Regions from separate parts of the Homo sapiens genome. Here region 1 is linked to region 2. A link is an interaction called in ENCODE POLR2A ChIA-PET data of the cell type or tissue named here. Cell type or tissue: OCI-LY7. All regions are shown on one strand. Links, peaks and the distances in the headings refer to the core of each region. The heading gives the core; the rest is flanking DNA.

Region 1 (2,920 bases), core at 109-2,608, 110 kb after region 2:
ATATTCATTCAATGGTAGTATACAGTAACTAAATGATAATAGATGTATCGCATGCATAAATGTCAGAGATATAAAGGTGAGTACAAAAAAGAAAGTTTTAGAAGAAGACACACATATTAATATAATTTGTTTAAAAATTTTTTAAAGGCAAAAAATGATACGTTGTATTGTTTAAGTATGCATACATACATAGAAAAATATAAAAACATGTATGAGAGAGACTAGGAGCTTGACACCAGCTGGGGTGACAGAGCAAGACCCTGTCTCTACAAAAAACTTTTAAAAAATTAGCTGGATGTGGTGGCGCATACCTGTGGTCCTAGCTCCTCGAGAGGATGAGGCAAGAGGATCGCTTGAGCCTAGGAGTTCAAGGCTGCAGTGAGCCATGATTGCACGACTGCGCTCCAACCTGGAAAACGGAGTAAGACCCTGTCTCTAAAAACAACAACAACAAAACCACATGTAAAAAAGTGTGATGGTTAATTTTATATGTCAACCTGACTGGGCCATGGGGTGCCCAGATTAATCATGATTTCTGGGTATGTCTGTGCCAGTGTTTCCAGATGAGATCAGCACTTGAATCAGATGGTCCTCCCCAGTGTGAGTGGGCACCACCCAATCCATTAAGGGCCTGAATAGAACAAAGAGTAGAGGAAGAAGGGCTTTACTCCTTTTTTTCTGCACCTCTGCAAATATATATATGTCCTATCAGTTCTTTTTCTCTGGAGAACCATAATACAGAAAGATACTCCCAACTTCAGGATTATGGTTAACGCCAGGAAAGAAAAATGGGATCAGGGAAGAGTATGGGGTGGGCGTGAGGGATCAAACAATCTGCAGTATTGTGTTTTTTAAAACAAAAAGTCATCCAAAGTAAACAGAGTAAATGCTAAATTTTGTTATATGTGGGCTTTGGGTCCACGGCTTTTTATCACATTATTTTCTATAATTATATTTTAAAATGTCATAATAAATAAAAAACAAATATCCTTAAAGGCATCAAAAGACCCTAATTCTGGTCTGGAGTCAGCTTCTAATCTTGCCGTTTGATAGAAATATATATGGGAGAAATACACCAAAATATAAATAGTGCTTATCTCTGAGTGATAGAATTTTAAATGATCTTTGCTTTCTTAATTTTTATTGAATTTTAAAAGAATTGCTTGTACTTTTTTTATCAGAAAAATTAAGATATTTCTTTAAAACTTTGTTCTTTAAGGCTGAGTGCAGTGGCTCACGCCTTTAATCCCAGCCTTTGGGAGGCCAAGGTGGGTAGATCACCTGAGGTCAGGAGTTCAAGACCAGCCTGGCCAATACGGTGAAACCCTGTCTCTACTAAAAATAGGAAAATTAGCTAAGAGTGGTGGTGCACACCTATAATCCCAGCTACTTGGGAGGCTGAAGCAGGAGAGTCGCTTGAACCCAGGAGGCAGAGGTTGCAGTGAGCCGAGATCACGCCATTGCACTCCAGCCTGGGCGATGGAGACAGACTCCCTCTCAACAAAAACAAAAACAAAGAAAACCTTTGTTCTTTGGCCTTAGAGAAATCACGCAACTTTTCTGCTAACCTTGTGCAGAAATGGTCTTTAAAGCTATTACGCATCACAAGAAAAAATAAATTGAAATCATCATTTTGTTCACTGGACATATGCCCCAGCCTTTGTTAGATCACATCATTCTCCTGCACAGAGCATGTACGCTTGGACGTTAAATCCAGCTGTCCTCCAGCGTGACTGCCCTTCTGGTGGGAAGAAGGACAGGGACATCATGTGCAAACAAGGCTCTCTCTTACTGAAAAGTAGACCTCCCTTCCCTATTCCCTTATTAAATAACTCTCAGCTACAATGGCTTATTTTGACGGAGAACCCCCTTTAAGATATTATCCTTTTCTAAGCTCACCAGGCAATAAATAAAAGGACACCAACGTCTACATACCCCCTCCCATGTGTGCTGATTTTACAGTGTCACTTTCCATCAGTTGAGGTGTTCATCACTATCATAGTACAGAACCTTGAGGTTTCTTTATACTAACTGGGCTGGGGTCTCTTTTAAGGGGTCCCACCTGCTTCCTGCCCACCAGTGAATGAGGATAGCTGGTTTGAGCCATCACTACCAACAGCCACAGCTGTGTCACGCTGTAGGTGAGATTAGTAAACTGAGAACACAGAGGCAGCACAAACTCCCTCAGTCCTGACCTGATTCAGCAGATACAAATCTGTCAGGTGGCCCAACTCGAAGTAGCTTAAGCAAAAAAGGGGAGTTATTTATAGCTTATCTAATTGGAATGAATAGCGTGGATCTGGAGACTCAAAGTATACCTGCAGTTTGCATCTCCGCTTCTCTCTTTGTGTTGATCTCATTCTGCCTTTCCTCAAATAACTCCCTCCAGAGGGTAGGACCAAAGAAAGGAAAACTGGCAGTAGGCAGTTCCAGACTTACCTTGCTCCAGCTCAGGATCTGCAAGGAAAGAAAGGGAGCGCATTCACCGTCTTGAAAGAACTCTGATTGGACCAACTTGAGCCTCCTGTCCACCATGAGGACCAGTCATTAAAGCCAAGGAATAATTGGCCAAGCCTGGGCCATGTGCCCATTTTTGTAGCTGAGGGATGGGGCAGGGTACAGGGAAGGAGGCCTCATCAGAATCTAGGACACAGGCATGGAGGAGCAATTCTCTAAAGGAATAAAGTGTGCTGTCATCTAAGGAGAGAAGAAAGGAAGGCTGGGCAAACAAAAACAAAAGTCCACCCAGTGCACATACGACAGGAGCTCTATTCTGCCACAAGTCTGTTAGGAAAACAGTATAGAAGCAGCTCCAGTGAAGTTTGTCTTCTCCTCCTGCCCCATTCTAAGGATGTGTGTGGATTGCATGTGAGGTGAGGGGAGGGCCTCTAGAGTAAGATGACAGAGCTACTTCCAGCTG
Region 2 (2,920 bases), core at 294-2,793:
TCTGTTCTCAGACCTGGTGACATTTTACTTTCCTAGTATTTGAAGACCCTGGGCTTTTTCTTTGTGAAATAAGAGGGGAGAATAAACCGGTGTGTAGTGACTGTACATACAATGATGGCGACAGTGTCAGGCACCACCAGTACCCTAGCCTTCCTCCCTGGCTCACAGCTTTCTAGAGAGCTCTAAAACCCTCCCTAATACCAGGGTGTTGGTAGCAGCTTCACCCCCATGAGATGGGCATCATCTAGATGGGAGACAAGACTAACGTGATGCTCTGTAGAAAAAGATGAGGAATGTCGCATTGTCTGGATGGGTGTATTTCTTTTGCTTGGCAAATAAAAAGAAATGATCTGTCTTTATGTTGCCTTTAGGGACACTGCAAACAAGATGGTTGGAAATAGAGTTTCTATTGACTCTCTGTTCTCTACAAAGAGAACAAAAGAAAATAATTACCCAGGAAGAATAGTAATTTGTATCACACAGGGTTTACCAATTATGACAGGATCTCATGGTCATTTTCTCATGGGATCCTTATGGCAGCCTGGTGACATGGCTCTGGCAAGTACTGAAGTCTCCGTTTGACAGGGCAGGACACTGATACCCAAGAGTCACTCTGCTATTCTGCTTACTGCCCACTGCAATGCAAAGCCAGCTTTCCTGGTCCTTGCAGAAACATGGTCCTTGTCTATTGGGGAAGCAAAGCTTTCAGCTACCAAATGTGGAGAAACAAAATCAATTTCACGATAACTGTGCACTTGCTCTTGCCTTTTACCTCTAAATGCATCTTTCCTTGACCTGCACAAGAGGTGAAGGCATTGGTCCTGGTGCTGTTTTCATGTTTATTTTCTGCTGATTGTTCCCTGGGTCCGAGGTGGTATCTTTCTTAGACAGTTCTTGGAGGGCAAACATTGGGTTGCTATGTGTCATTACATAGCAGTAACAAAGTGTTTTAGATACTTCAGTGTTTTCCAAAGAGTATCATATGAAGGTATCATAGTTACACATTTCTGTACTTCAGGATGAGCATCTATATGCCTGAAAATCTGTGTGAAAATGTCTGTTGGAATTCCTTGAAGAATTCACAACCCCACCCCCGCAAGACTGGTGAATGGATTCCTACTTGGCAAGGTGCCGACTTGGAGAGTTGTGATTTGTGTTATTTGAATCTTGTTGCTTTATTGTTGAAGTTGTAAGAATTTTTATTAGCAAAGTATGTGAAAGGAATCTAGCTATACTGTTGGTTTATATTACAAAAAATCATCTTGAAAAGAGAATTTGCTTTATAGATAAAGATTGAACTAGAAACAACCCAAACACCAAACCACCAGCGCTTTCTCAAAACTAAATGTAAAGTATAAATAGAGAACAAAACAGGAAATAGTGGTTTGCAAAAATATATATATATGTGTGTGTGTAGCTGCATTCTAAGGTGTCTTTCCTTACACTGTGGGATGTGAGTGCCGAGGCTGAGTGACAGTCGCAGCTGCTGCCTCCTTAGCAGAGACAAGTGTCTCGCAGCAATTGCTGTCTTACTGCTGCCTGCAACCACTCTTTAGCAATCTTCAAAAAAAAATTCGGATCAGCTCTGTAGGCAATAAATAATTATGTTGTTCTATTCACCCGGTTATTTCATGCCCAGAGAGTTGACTGGGTTACTTTATACCATCCAAGCTTTCATGTTGTATCAGTCCCATTTCTTTATATCCTATAGAGACATGGAGATGTGGCCTGAAGGATCAGATTTCTCTCCTGTCCCCCAGCCAGCTCTGTTGCCAGCTCTCTGAATTCTGTCCAGGGCCGACACAGGGAGACAGCTGTAGGGAGTTATGCAGAGAGCTCTGGGGTGGAATCTACCCTCTGCCCACTAATGGGTGATCTCATGTAGCCTCTCTGGGCCTTAGCTCCTCATCTGGAAATCCGAGGACAGTAATGCTTATCTCAAAACCATTGTGAAAATTAAAAGAGATGAAGTAGGCGAAGAGCCATCTTGGCAGCATGGGATGCTCTGCGTCTTATTGCAGTGGCCTTGTTGTTGGAAAGTGGTTGCTGAGTCCTCTGCAGGTAAATTTCTGAGCCTGGTGGCCACTACTAAAAACAAAAGACAAGTACCCTGGGCTGGACTCTGCTGCCTCAGTGCTAAGGAATAGGAGGAGTCCTGGAAGAGGGCTGGGACACTGATCGTCCATTCATTTGTTCATACATCATTTATTTAATAAATATTTGTCAATCCTTAAGATGTGCCAGACACTGAACCAGGTGGGGATAGATGGAAGAAGACACAGAGCCTTCTCCAAGGAGCTCAAGCATATTAGAACAGAGAGACAGGGATGCCAATAAACAGAATAACATGTTGTAGGTGCTGTGATAGAAATGGGTCAATTACAGCCACAAGAAAGGATGTAGAATAGAAAGATTCTGTCCAAGTAGCAATTTTCAGGCAAGACTGTGGGGGAGGAGCCTCTGGAAAGCCACTTCCTTGAGAAACACAAATTTTTGTAGGTGGCTCCTTTTCATCTAGCCAGGGGAAACCACTCACATTTCAGGCAGAAACTGACACTGGTGGGAGAGAGGATAAGCTCCCTCTTGCTGAGCAAAGAACAAGTAATGCCTCTTCTTTGACTCCAACCTTAGACAAAACCATGAGTGGGGGCCCCAGATTAGAAGCTTCTGAGACCTGCTGCGATCCAACTCACTTGAGTTCTCATTGTAGCTTTGATTCAGATTAGAAGCAGGTCAGTTTCATTATTCCAGAAGACTTTCTTAGACTTGGAAATAATAATGAAAGCCTTCTGGAATGAGCTAGGAGTAGGGAAAGTGGGACTGCAGGGCTGCACACAGGGGAGCCTTCAGCCTAGCTGTCCTAGATGTCCTCTAGGGTTGGTAGCAAAATGGGAGCACCCCAAGGCCCCCTTGGAGTACT

The links. ChIA-PET counts read pairs that join two places held together with the same protein. Peaks named below come from ENCODE experiments on the same cell type or tissue, not always from the same donor. Only the 100,000 strongest peaks of a DNase experiment are listed, where the experiment ranks them.
Region 1: POLR2A ChIA-PET joins it to region 2 with 14 read pairs; 2 of 35 experiments call an interaction of 5 or more read pairs at or near these places.

What each region holds. Positions count from the first base shown.
Region 1 is chr6:107,679,653-107,682,572 of GRCh38, reverse strand. It overlaps LOC124901367 (a long non-coding RNA gene), which reads right to left. Exons shown (of 2, transcript XR_007059694.1): 2 at 1-2,457. Among named protein-coding and RNA genes, the nearest start is that of SCML4, 140 kb to the left of the region's middle. In OCI-LY7, for the core only: no CTCF peak of the experiment used is centred there; no DNase peak of the experiment used is centred there.
Region 2 is chr6:107,785,950-107,788,869 of GRCh38, reverse strand. The region is part of intron 1 of SCML4 (Scm polycomb group protein like 4); the gene reads left to right. Among named protein-coding and RNA genes, the nearest start is that of SCML4, 37 kb to the left of the region's middle. In OCI-LY7, for the core only: no CTCF peak of the experiment used is centred there; a DNase peak (open chromatin) is centred at 1,469.